Regions from separate parts of the Homo sapiens genome. Here regions 2, 3 and 4 are each linked to region 1. The links are chromatin contacts, found by Hi-C or POLR2A ChIA-PET in ENCODE. All regions are on one chromosome and are shown on one strand. Each heading gives the region's core, a stretch centred on a gene start or an enhancer-like site at or near the end of the contact. The rest is flanking DNA. Distances are from core to core; before and after follow the strand shown. Region 1 holds the start of KLHL8 (kelch like family member 8). Region 2 holds the start of HERC3 (HECT and RLD domain containing E3 ubiquitin protein ligase 3). Region 3 holds the start of PIGY (phosphatidylinositol glycan anchor biosynthesis class Y). Region 4 holds the start of HERC5 (HECT and RLD domain containing E3 ubiquitin protein ligase 5).

Evidence for each region. A loop is a pair of places that touch in the nucleus more often than their neighbours do. ChIA-PET counts read pairs that join two places held with the same protein, here RNA polymerase II (POLR2A). Pooled maps may share reads with other maps.
Region 2: a map of naive thymus-derived CD4-positive, alpha-beta T cell shows a loop between it and region 1 (3-fold over the local background). The contact joins the promoter of HERC3 here to the promoter of KLHL8 in region 1. A Hi-C loop is called at or near these places in 2 of 168 maps with a recorded cell type or tissue (CD8-positive, alpha-beta T cell and naive thymus-derived CD4-positive, alpha-beta T cell) and 8 of 50 pooled maps.
Region 3: a map of naive thymus-derived CD4-positive, alpha-beta T cell shows a loop between it and region 1 (4-fold over the local background). The contact joins the promoter of PIGY here to the promoter of KLHL8 in region 1. A Hi-C loop is called at or near these places in 1 of 168 maps with a recorded cell type or tissue (naive thymus-derived CD4-positive, alpha-beta T cell) and 11 of 50 pooled maps. POLR2A ChIA-PET finds 5 or more read pairs at or near these places in 2 of 52 experiments (H1 and WTC11).
Region 4: a loop to region 1 is called in a map of CD8-positive, alpha-beta T cell, with 3 times the contacts of the local background. The contact joins the promoter of HERC5 here to the promoter of KLHL8 in region 1. A Hi-C loop is called at or near these places in 1 of 168 maps with a recorded cell type or tissue (CD8-positive, alpha-beta T cell), 2 of 37 single-sample maps with no recorded cell type and 6 of 50 pooled maps.

The regions. Positions count from the first base shown.
Region 1 is chr4:87,219,077-87,222,046 of GRCh38, reverse strand. It overlaps KLHL8 (kelch like family member 8), which reads left to right and starts at 1,429. Exons shown (of 10, transcript NM_020803.5): 1 at 1,429-1,629. RefSeq lists silencers at 1,210-1,699, 2,040-2,309 and an enhancer at 1,815-2,427.
Region 2 is chr4:88,591,052-88,594,021 of GRCh38, reverse strand. It overlaps HERC3 (HECT and RLD domain containing E3 ubiquitin protein ligase 3), which reads right to left and starts at 1,542. Exons shown (of 26, transcript NM_014606.3): 1 at 1,448-1,542. RefSeq lists silencers at 517-926, 1,247-1,806, 1,977-2,036.
Region 3 is chr4:88,522,252-88,525,221 of GRCh38, reverse strand. It overlaps PIGY (phosphatidylinositol glycan anchor biosynthesis class Y), which reads left to right and starts at 1,446. Exons shown (of 2, transcript NM_001042616.3): 1 at 1,446-1,724. PYURF (PIGY upstream open reading frame) reads left to right here and starts at 1,446. Exons shown (of 2, transcript NM_032906.5): 1 at 1,446-1,724. The coding sequence starts at 1,522. PIGY-DT (PIGY divergent transcript) reads right to left here and starts at 1,412. Exons shown (of 2, transcript NR_134663.1): 1 at 1,290-1,412; 2 at 231-457. It also overlaps a transcript of HERC3 not described here. RefSeq lists an enhancer at 2,089-2,148.
Region 4 is chr4:88,455,579-88,458,548 of GRCh38, reverse strand. HERC5 (HECT and RLD domain containing E3 ubiquitin protein ligase 5) reads right to left here and starts at 1,430. Exons shown (of 23, transcript NM_016323.4): 1 at 1,015-1,430. The coding sequence starts at 1,279. All of the region lies in intron 1 of LOC102723458 (a long non-coding RNA gene), which reads left to right. RefSeq lists an enhancer at 1,371-1,800.

The DNA of each region.
Region 1 (2,970 bases), core at 180-2,679:
CAGGAGGGGTAATGGGGAAGGTAAGAGACACCTTGAAGCTGCTTCCTCAGTTCAGCGCGGCAAAGCACCATATTTTGGGGTATCGATTTCTGAGTCCCAACAATTTTTACATCACGTTCCAGACACATTTTATGACTTTTCTTCACTGCATACTTCTTTAAAACTCATCTTACTCTATTTTTCTAAAGGTATTTGCATTAAATGTGCAAAATACTAATGCTCTAAAGAGGAATATTTTGAAATATTAAGAATTATTTATATTTCAATGTAAAAAATGTGATTTTTTTTCTAGAAATAAAATTTCAAATTCAAATAGTTGCTTTGGGGTTTTTATAGAAGATGCATATATATATACAGATATATATATGTTCATTTCTATTAAAATCAATGTGCTAATGTTCATATGTGTTAATATTAATAAAGGTCCTAGGATTAAATTTATTCTGAAATAGACTCCTAGGATTGTGAAAGTTTGAGGTTAGTCTGGCAAAAGACACATTTAGGGGAATATCTTTCTTTAAAAAAAATTTTGTTTTTTTGCTGTCTCTTGATCTCCCGCCTCACACATTCCACTTTATTGACATTATAGAAAAATTAATTCATTTCAACAGCACTTTTACTTGCATTGCTTTTTTTTTTTTTTTTTTTTTTTTTAGACGGAGTCTTGCTCTGTCGCCAGGCTGGAGTGCAATGGCACAATCTCAGCTCACTGCAACCTCCGACTCCCGGGTTCAAGCAATTCTCCTGCCTCAGCCTTGCGAATAGCTGGGATTGGTGGCACGCACAACCACGCCCAGCTAATTTTTGTATTTTTAGTACAGACGGAGTTTCACCATGTTGGCCAGGATGGTCTCGACTCCTGACCTCGTGATGCGCCCGCCTCAGCCTCCCAAAGTGCTGGGATTACAGGCGTGAGCCACCGCGCATGGCCACTTGCACTGCTTTTTAGCAGCGAGCTCTCAGGTCAATCAACTGCTTCCTTAGGTTTACAAACTGTGGGTGTGTATTTATAAACACAGTTGTTTTGTATATCCTTTGTAGAGCACGTGGTGAAAGTGACACAGGAATAAATGCAAACCTTTTTTTCCCCTTCTTTTTTCAAAGACATAAATCCCAGGAACACTCACAACCGCAGAAGGGGATTTGATGGACATACAAAGAAACTAAATTTTGTACCGCCGCAGAAGTGAAGCATGGATAAGCTCAAAGGTATTTAGGCAGTGTTTTATTTCAAGATTTGTTATGGGGACCTCCGCCACGCCCTGGTCCGCCTTCACCAGGCCGGGCAACACTGCCCAGTCCCTGAGACCCGGCCGCCCACTAGGGAGCCGCGGGGGCGAGGCCGTGGGGGTGGCCTCGGGGAGGAGGTCCCGAGAACCACACTTCCCAGAGTGCCGTGCGCAGCCCCGCCCAGCCCGCCCCGCCCCCAGAGGCCGCGGCTCGCGGGGGCTGAGGCGAGAGGACGCCAAGCGCCCGCCGGGGCTCCGCGGGGCCGCGCAGGAGAGCGCGCGTCCGCCGGGTGCTCGCGCGGGGTTGGTGAGGTTCCGCTGAGGGCGGCCGGGGCTCTGGGAGCGTGGTAACGTGGCTGCAACCTTAGCGACATCAGGAAGAACAGGGTCGAGGATCGAGGTAACGGGACGCTCGTCTCCCCTCAGTCCCCTCGTCTCCCCTCAGTCCCCTCTTCCTTTGTGCGGTGCCGTCCGCTCGCGCCGAGCCCTCCCTCACCCCAGCCCCCAAGTCGCAACACCGTCCCGTCTTGGGTCTCCGGTGTGCGGAGGAAATTCGAGCCCTCGTGCACCAACCGAAACTCCACAGCTGAGAGGGCTTGGGGCCCGGACAGCAGGAGATCCAGCCCCTGAGCAACCTTCCACGGCTTTTGTCGCCCCCATTGGCGGGAGGAGCAGGGTTATGCTCCCGGCTCCCGTAGGGGAGCTCCAGCCTCTGGCTCTGTCAGCCTCCCCGGCAGCTCCTTGACTCCTTCCTCCCAGTCTTTCGAAGAGGGGCCCAGGCAGGTGCTTCGCGGGGTCCAGGAAGAGGGCAGGCGCGGTGCGGCTGGCGCGGGTTCGGGGCCCCGGGAGGGCGGCCGGACGCCCCCTGGAGCCGCGGCCTGCGGGGGCGGGGCGAGTGGGCCACCTCCGGGCCACGCCGCGCGGGGACGAGGCGAGGAAGGCACTGCCTGTCCCCACTCGGGGGGCTTGCTGGCCGCCCTGGAGGTGCCTTCCCGGGAGCGGCGGTGTAGACCTTGTGGAGAGTGCCTCCTGATGTGGAACCAGGAACCGCAGCCTCTTTCTAGACGCTCAGCCGCCCGGTGGAGTTGTTACCGCCACGATGACAGCTCTTTACGCCTTCCACTCCGTGCTGGGTTCAGTTGGCTTGCTGTTTTCTTCAGAGAGAGCGATTTGGCTACATAGCTTGAATTTTCTACGTGTCTCGTGCTTTACTGGACTTGCACTGTTTTTCCCTCTTGGCAGTGTTTAATCGGGTGACTTTTCATAGAAAACGTTCAGTATTTTCATCTGTGTTAATGGCATAACTTTCTTCTTGACTCTGCCCTAAGCTAATGTTACCAGTTTAGAGGGATACTTTGGGAAAAGGTCCTTAGAACCTGGGTTGACATAAGTATTTTATCTGCTGGTTGCACGTTTTTTCCTTTGCATTGTTTTTCTCCTATACAAGATGGTAATTGTTGGACTCTTGGTGTTCTTTATTCTCTCTCTAGAAGGAAATCCTCTTCGCGCATCTTTCTCGTGTTCTGGCCCTGCGGTACTCTTGGGTACGCAGAGGACTGCTGCTAACAGTGCTGGCGCCTGGAACGCTGCTTGGAGATGGCGGTGGCATTAAGCTGCTGCTTTTCCTCAGACTTCCTCCTGGCACCCTTCTTAATTTGTCAAACTGACCCAGTTCAAACTTCAAACTTTTAGTCACTTTATTTATTTCGTCACTTTTTAAAAAAATTGCTTTCAAGATACC
Region 2 (2,970 bases), core at 293-2,792, 1.4 Mb before region 1:
TACTTTTTACAGAAAGTTCCTAGCCTCGAAGGCGGTACGACCATGATGTAAAATATGTAATTCAATTATTTTGCTTTAGGATATGCAATCCATGTACTTTGCTTTTCTGATTTATAATGCTACTCCCTCCTCCCCCAGGGTAAAGGAAAGTACAAAAGGAGAGAGCTTCACAGTAATCTGCCGACTAAAACATGATACCCGATCACCGCATTTAAAACTTTTTATTTTTTCATTTCTCTCAAGTCTAGAGTTGAAAAATCAGCTCACTTGATCTTATCTAATCATCAAATAAAAGGTTCTAGAAATAGCTTCTTATTTGTGGAAAGAGCCAGAAGACACATACAAATGGAAGAGAGCTCTTGAATCGTCTTTCCCAAAGCATTCTATGCGTGATGAATGCAAGCAAAATCCTGGAAGGCTTTTCTCTGAATTAGGTACTTCCTAATTGAGCTCATTTGAAAGCTGATGTAAAATGCAATCAGAAAGCAGCCAGAAACAGTGACAGACCAACAGCAAAGTTCAAATACTTATTCCCTGGAGCTCATGCTGCATACACATATTCCGTGCACAGTCGCATTAGGTACTGTCTCCATAGGCTCACCTGTTTCAGGTTACACATGCTCCTCTCGGTCTGGTTGCCCTGGTTTGCCCACTCCACACATTCACAAATGACTCAAGTCTCACCTGCCCCCGGCCGTCCCAGCTCCTGACACCCCCGCGTCGGTCCGCACCGACGTGTCGGCGTACACACACACACACACCCGTACACACGTGTCCGCACACACCCTCGCCCCCGGCCCCGCCCAGGAGGCGGACCCGGGAGAGGCGAGCCGGCCCGGCCTCCGCGAAGTGGGTGGTGCCGGGCCCCGCAGCCCTGCCGGCGCTGTCATCGCGGACGCCGTGCACCGCGTCCTCGGCGCAAACTCCTCGCGGCCGCTGAGGTTCCCCAAAATGCCAGGGCCTCGCCAGCTCCCATTTCAATTGAAAGCGTCCGCGCCCCTCACTGCACGGAGGTCCCTGGAACCCCAGAATTTAAATAGGGGCAGGGGGCGAGCATAGGGACTATCCTCCTTTTGACTTTCTGCGTCGCAATTCCTCCCGGGCGGCAGGGCGGGAGGGCGGCCGAGCGCGGGCGGGAGGCGCTCCCATTTTGAAGGCTTGTCTCGCCTTTCCCGGCGCGGGGCTCTCTGACCGGAGGGCGAGCCCACGAGAACGCCAGGGAGGCGTACGCAGGGTACTAAGGGCGCCGCGCCCCAACCTCCCCGCGCCCCAGACCCAGGTCGTCTCTGGAGGTGCCTGCAGCCCCCGCCGCCGGAGCCACGGGAGGAGCCGCAGCCGCCCCTCCGGGAGCCGCGCGCTGACTGCAGTGCCAGGCGGAACGCGGCCCAGCGCGGCTGCAGCTCCGCCGTACCCCCCTCCCTGGAACCCCGGCCCCCGCCCTGCGCACCTCGGCAGCAGCCGAACCGCAGCTTGGGACTCCGACTGTCACAGCCCCTCTCGCCGGACCCGGGGTTTCTCCGTTTTCGGCGTCACAATAATAAGGAAGTTTCCCCGCAAGCCTGCGGGCGGCGGAATGCGCTGGGTGAATGGCTTCGCACCGGGCCAATGGGCGCCGTTCTGGGATGGGCCCGCGCCAATGGCGGCCGCCGTGGCACGGGCTGGAGGCGGGGCGGCAAGGTCCGCGGGCAGGAGGAGGGGAGAGGCCCAGGCCCCAGAGCCAGGCGCAGGCTGCCCGAGGTGACAGGACTCGAGGGCCCGGCGCGGGGACAGCGGCACGGGTGTGTCAGCCGAAATCGGACTGCAAGACATAGAGCGTTGACGCTGAAATAAGATTGCTTTTCACTGGCGGGGAAGCGAGCTGGACCGATCAGCGGTTGCCTATTCAGGTTCTGGACTCTGGTTTTTATTATTTATGAAGAGGTGACCGAAAGCCTTGGGCACGGGGGAAAAAGCTGGAGGGTGACAATTGAGGGAGAGTGCGCTAGTCTTCTGCTTTACTCCCCTTCGTAGGACTGTAGGAAGCGCGGCGCCGGCCCGCGGCGCTGCGCGGTGGGAGAGGCGGGGAAGGAGGTACGCGGCAGCCGCCGGCGCTCTTCTGGAGAGGTGGGGATCGAAGACCGGCACGGGGCTGCGGAAGAAAGGCGGGCCTGGGGGAGGCTGGAGGGTGGACCCGGGGGGAGCATAGCAAGAAGAGTCTGAGCACCAGATCTTAAAATCTTGTAATCTGAAAGACACTCTGTGGCCTATACCCAGTAACGGATTTTTTAAAAGTTTGTCCTCTTCCACTTTTCCCTAGCGCCGAATCCCAGAGCTTCCTCCCCCTCCCCAAGGTCACTAGTGCTTTCATACTTGCCCTAGACCTGATCTGATCCACAGCTAATCTTTTGCAGAAAACCTCAGAAAGGTGACTTCATGTGTCTGCCCCCCTTAAATGTAAAATGCAGAACACTGGCACGGTACTGCTTTAATCCAAAGGAATAACTCTCCCAGTGGAAGAATTTCTATAACCTGGCATTTGAAGCAGGAAGGCCCTTTGAGGATAGATTCTTACCAAGGACATTCAAATCACCTCAGGTCTGCAATCGCTCGTCCTGAGAACCTAACAGACTGACCAAGTAGAAAAGAAAGTTTCAAGGAGTGGTGTATCCTGGGGATGAGACGTTGTTGGCTGACTGACAGTGTTGAGCCCTCCGTGAAATAATGCAAATTGTCCAGTACACTGAGACAAGAAAGCTAAAAAAGCAGAATCTAAGTTATCAGGTCATCTAAGAAAAAATCCAAACCTTTGAAATTTGGATCACACTTGACACGTTTAGAAACACTGGGGATGGCCAGGCGCGGTGGCCCATGCCTGTAATCTCGGCACTTTGGGAGGCCGAAGCCGGTGGATCACTTGAGGTCAGCAGTTCGAGACCAGCCTGGCCAACATGGTGAAACCTTGTCTCTACAAAAAAAAATACCAAAATTAGC
Region 3 (2,970 bases), core at 197-2,696, 1.3 Mb before region 1:
ATAACGGAAAGTTATGACTGTGAAAGATTGCTTTGTGAGGGAAGGAAGGTGAGGCAACCAGAGACTTTCATTATCTCTTAAATATCTATCCAGTAGAAGTGTTTCCTTTTTGGTATCCTATAAACTACATTAACCTTAGAAAATCTTCTGAGCATTAGTGAACAAAGAACATCAAAAAATAAACTGTTTTTTTTAAAAAAAACAGGATGGCCCAAAAAACAAACAAAAAATTAGGATGAACATATAAACATTTGTCAGTTTATTTTTACATTGGAGTGGAAGAGAAATTTGAAAATATAAACATATTTTTGGATTCTGTACTTCCAGCTCCAGGAACTCAAAGTGTGAAATGATAATGCCCAGTGATGCAAAAAAAAAGTTCAGGTTGATATTCAGCAGAACGGAGGGAAAAAATGGATGACTAATGAGAATCTTTGAGTCTTCGGACATGGAAAAACTAGATGAACTAAAAATAAAAATAGACAACATTAATGGAGCATTAATTTGTGCCAGGCACTTTTCTAAATGTTCTTCGAATGCACAATCACATTTATGCCCTACCTACAAGGTAGGTACAATTATTAGTCTTATACAGATAAGGAAAATGAGCAGTTAAGTCATTTGCCAAAGTCATCCAGCTACTAATTGTGGACAGGGAACCAAGCTGTCAGGCCCCAGAGCCCAAGTTCCCATCTACTACACTGTAAGAAAGAGATCTAACATGGTCACTTTCTTGGAGAGTGGGAAGCAAACCTGGGATACAAATTCACTGAATGGATCACCCACTCATTGAATGGATCTTTAACAGGCAGATCACATCTGCCTGTTACACAGCTATTTAGGCCCCTTGCGGCCTCCAAGCTCATTTATAGAAGTAAATTAGCTGTGCTTTATTACGCAAATACTTCACAATGACTGGGTCTCAGGCAGGAAGAATTTATATATTTTGGAGGGTCAGAGGCCTAGGCCCTTCCTTCCAGGTTCTCACTTTTTTTAATGAGAGAGAAAAAAGCCAAACAAGGTTACAGAAACTAATGGTATAGTAAAGATGTACATGAAACAAATGAGCGCTTTCAATACATCCATGACAATACATTCGGTACAATACATAACAGTGTGTTTGAAACTTCACTTGGAGGTAACCACGTAGGTCCAAGCCTAACTCCCTACAACTCTGAGGCCTGGCCACTGGCTTCCTAGCATCCTTGGACAGGCCCCGGTGAAAACCCAGACACCTTGACTTAAACACTGGTTTAGTTTGTAGTCTGGTAAGGCGGCGGGGCACTCACCAGAGGCCTCTGCCCTGGGGCTGTCCTCCGGACTATAGATGACGCCCGTGGGAAAAGCAGTCGGAGCAGAAGCACCCTCGGAACCAAAGCGCCCGCCCCGCCTACTCCTCGGCAGCGTTTCCTGGAGGACCAGGGGGCGGGGCCTGCCCGGCTGGCCTGGACGAACGGGAAGCCGGGAGCTCGGCCACGGGTGGCGAGGCTGCGGTGAGGCCTGGTCTCCGGCTGCCAGACCATGCTGAGTGGAGCACGCTGCAGGCTCGCCTCAGCGCTGCGGGGAACGCGCGCGCCGCCGTCCGCGGTCGCCCGTAGGTGCCTGCACGCGTCGGGGTCGCGGCCTTTGGCCGACCGGGGCAAGAAGACTGAGGAGCCGCCCCGCGACTTCGATCCGGCGCTGCTGGAGTTCCTGGTGTGCCCGCTCTCCAAGAAGCCGCTCAGGTAACTCGCTGGCCTTGGCCCTTCCTTTGCAGCCTCCCGGTGGGCGGAAAGGGAGCGGTGGACCGCGGCCTCTTGCAGCCACTGGGGCCTTGTAGGTCGGTCAGGTACTCTCCGCTGCCACATTCTGGACTCTGTCCTCGCCGGGCGCACAGCGGGCAGGACGGGGGAGACCGGAGGCCAGGGGAGCTGCGTCCCACATCTCCCAGAACGCAACGCCAGCCTGCGGGAATGGCTCGAAGCGTTTTAGGGTTCGCGACCGGCTGCGCATTGCAATCACCCGGGGACCGTTTTAAAAATGCCGATTCCCCGACAGCCCCCAAGACGGGCAGACTTGGAATGCTCGCGGGATGGGACCTGAACATTTGTATTTTCTTTTCCTTTTTTTTTTTCCTTTTAAGAGACAGGGTGCCCCCTACGTTGCCCAGACTGGCCTAGAACTCCCGCCTCAGCCTCCTCAGGAGTCGAGAGACAGGCGCCGCCCCCACGCCCAGCTTATCTGTGTTCTTAAACGGTCCCTAAATGATTTCTAATGTACCACCAGGTTTATGAACCACTGCGATTCAGGACAAGTCCGAAGCCTTCCGGTTTTTAAGCCAAGATAATGAAAAGTATTGTTGTACCCTCCAGATTCTTGTGAAAGTGTCTTGTACAACTGGTGCCTGACAATCTTAAGCAATTCAGCTGTGTTTGCTGCCCAGTGGCTCTTAGTTGTGGCCTAGCAGGTTTCGTAGAAGCCTCTTTAACTAGTTTTTGGGAAGACAGCTCTACAGTTTCCAAGCTACCAAAATTGAATATTGACAACACTAACGCTAGTATTACAAATCGCATAAACACCAAAATGTTATCAGTGGTTATCTTTGAATGGTAGATTGCTAGCAATTTTTCGTATTTCTTTTTCCCGTAATAAACATATTATTCAATTTTCTCGAACCTTGAAATTATCATTTGATTTACGTTTATAACTAGCTCACTGCAGACTTAGTGCTTTCGAAAGTTTCTTCATTTCTGCCCTCTCACCTTTTCCAGTGATTTCCTTCTAATGGATTAGTTAAGTTTCTCTACTTAGCATTTATTCTAAAATGAAGAAGTTGATTTTTCTCTAGTGTTTATTCCAGTAGTAAATTAACAGGGATGGTTTGGGGGTTGACCAAAGTAATGAAGGAATATTTGGATAAGAGAGGGGGATCTTTTCTGACTAGTATGAAAAAAAATTAAGGAATAACTTGTGAATAAGGTGAAAAAGAGA
Region 4 (2,970 bases), core at 181-2,680, 1.2 Mb before region 1:
AGCATTTCAAATCAGTTGAAAAAAAGGAAGTATTAAGAAATGGTATTGGGACATAGGCTAAGCCTTTGGAAAAGCAAATAAATCTAGCTCCCCTCCTACCTCAGTACTGAAAATTCCAAGCGTACGAAAAATTTTAACTTAAAAAAAAAAACCTTAAAATTACTACAAAAATGAGTACATTTTTTAAAACACTGGGAGTGTGGATAGCTTTCCAGCCTAACATAAAACCCATAAGCCTTAACAGACAAAAAAATTGACAGACTACCCCCCAAAAAATGCACTAAAAACAACATGCACAAAAGGCAAAGTGAGAAAAATATTACATGTACGACGTGCAAAAGGCTATTCTTATTCAATATTCAAATACCTCTTCCATACAAATAAGAAAAAGATTTAACAACTCAAATTTCTAAAAGCCAGGCAAAGATAAACAGGCAATTTACCGAAAAAGGAACGCAAACGTCCAGTAGTTAAACGCAAAATAAACTCGCAGCAAGATACCAATTTCTTCACTCCACAGATGGGCAAAATTTTAAAGAACGCGGGCAACTATTTCCCCCACTTCGATGAGAATGTGGGAGAAGTGCAACTGAAGGCCAAGGTAAAATCCCATCACTGAGAACGACTCCCAAAGTTGGAGCAGTGACTACTTTCTCAAAACGAGACAGTGGGAGATGCGGCGGGCGGGGGACGGGGGTACAAACTTGAACAGAAACCTATGAGAAAGCCAGACTGGCTAAAAGGATGAAGACGGTGCCCGCATGCCCCGCACCGGCCACTTTGCTGAGCGGAGGATCCGCTGGTCGCCAGTATCCCGCTCACCCCGCGCCTGACACTGACCGGGATAAAAGACAGCTCAGGTGCGCCGTCGGCGAAACTATCCGAGCCAGGCGCGCGTCTGCGGCCTTCTGGGCTCTCCTCCCTCAGGCGCGGACCCCCGGCTGCCCGCCCCTCACAGCCCTCAGCCCTCACCCCTCACAGCCCTCACAGCCCTCACACACCAGCCCCACTCACTCGGCGTCCGGGCGCCGCCGCTCCCGGCGAGCAGCTGGTGAACCTGGACGCCCGCCCCGCCGCGTTCCAAGACCGCGAGGCGCCCCGGCGAGCAGCAGAGTTGGCGCGTCACCTCCACCCTCCGGAGCAGCGCGCGGTGGAGGCCCGCGGCGCTGGGAAAGAGCCAGAGCTGTGCGCCCGGAGACTTCGCGGGCTGGGTCGCGGCGGCCTTGCCCGCGGTCGAGCGCCCGTTGCGCCGCGACTTCCTCCGCGACCTCCGCTCCATCGCCGCTTTGCGGGGTCCCAGGCCCAGAGGCGAGAGGAGAGAACGCCTGGTCCCGGGACTGAGCGCGCCCACTGCCTCAGGCGTTGCGCTGCAGAGCGGGAACCAGCTGCGCGCAGCTGCGTGGCGTCGGGGAACCGCAGCCTCAGCTACTGAGCCCCTGCCGGGACGCCACGCCCCCCACGTGCTGTTTGGGGGCGGGGCCTGCAGCTCCAGTGGAAAACGAAACATAATGTTTGTTGTTGTTTTTAGGGGGCGGAATCGAAAAGGAAAAGGAAACTGTAATGAGAGTGACTTGGCAGGCGGCCAAAGGCAACAGGTCGTTGGCTGGGGTAAAGGCCGATGGGCTGGACTGAGAAAGTGTCCCCGGGCGGGCAGCGGCCACCTTAACTCCTGGACGGAATGGCTTTCGAGGAAACGCTGCAGTTCCACTAGGAGGCACCCTGACACACGCATTTCCAGAGGGAGGGATAACGGAAGCCAAAGTTTGTTAAGCGTTGTGCGCCGCGGCCGGGCGCGGTGATTCACGCCTGTAATCCCAGCACTTTGGGGGGCCGAGGCGGGCGGATCACGACGTCAGGAGATCGAGACCATTCTGGCTAACACGGTGAAACCCCGTCTCTACTAAAAATACAAAAACAAAATTAGCTGGGCGTGGTGGCGGGCGCCTGTAGTCCCAGCTACTCGGGAGGCTGAGGTGGGAGAATGGCGGGAACCCGGGAGGCGGAGTTTGCAGTGAGCCGAGATTGCGCCACTGCACTCCAGCCTGGGCGACAGAGCGAGACTATGTATCAAAAAAAAAAATGCGTTGTGCGCCGGGCTGAAACCGGCATAAAACTGGGCAGAGCTATGCAGGCAGCTACCCTCCCCCCCACCCCTACCCCCACCCCCACCCCCCTCGTGCCCGCTCCGCTACGTATTCCCGTATTCCCGGGTGCCTGGCAACAGTGATGTGCTTTAGGCCTTTTTTAGAATGCATACAAACGGAACCATATCTAAGTGATGTCTGGCTTTTTTAACTTAGCACAATGCTTTGAGATTCATACTATTGTGTTTAATTAGTAATTCATTTGTGTTATTGTTGAATGGTAGTCTATCATATGGGTAAGCCACAGTTTATTTATCCATTCACCAATTGATGGGCCTGTCGGTTGTAGGGAACAGGAGAAAACTTCCCCTTTGCCCTCTGAAGGGTCACCGAAAATCAACTGACAAGGCTGGGCCTGGGCTCCTGCCTGTAACCCCAGCCCTTTTTTAGCCCAAGGCAGGAGGATCTCTTCTTTGTGAAGTGTGTATTCAAATCTTTTGACCATTTATTTATTAGCTAGCTTGACTTTTTATCTAAGAGTTCTTTATATATTATTGAGTTCTTTATATGTTTCATACCATGTTCTTTATTAGCTATACGTTTTGAAATGTTTTCTACCTGTCTGTGGCTTGCCTCTTCATTTTAAGTGTCTTTTGAAGCACTGAAGTTTTCAATTTTGATGTAATTTATCCATTTTTTTCTTTTACATAGTTCATACCTTTTTTGTCCTACTTAAGACATTTTTGCTAAATTCAAGATTATAAGATTTCCTCATTTGTTACCTTCTGGAAGTTTTATAATTGTTGGTCTTCATTATATTTAAAATGAATTATTCTTTATAGTATCGATAGATGCTGGAGGCAGATAAGGGAGGGTCCCTGGAGAA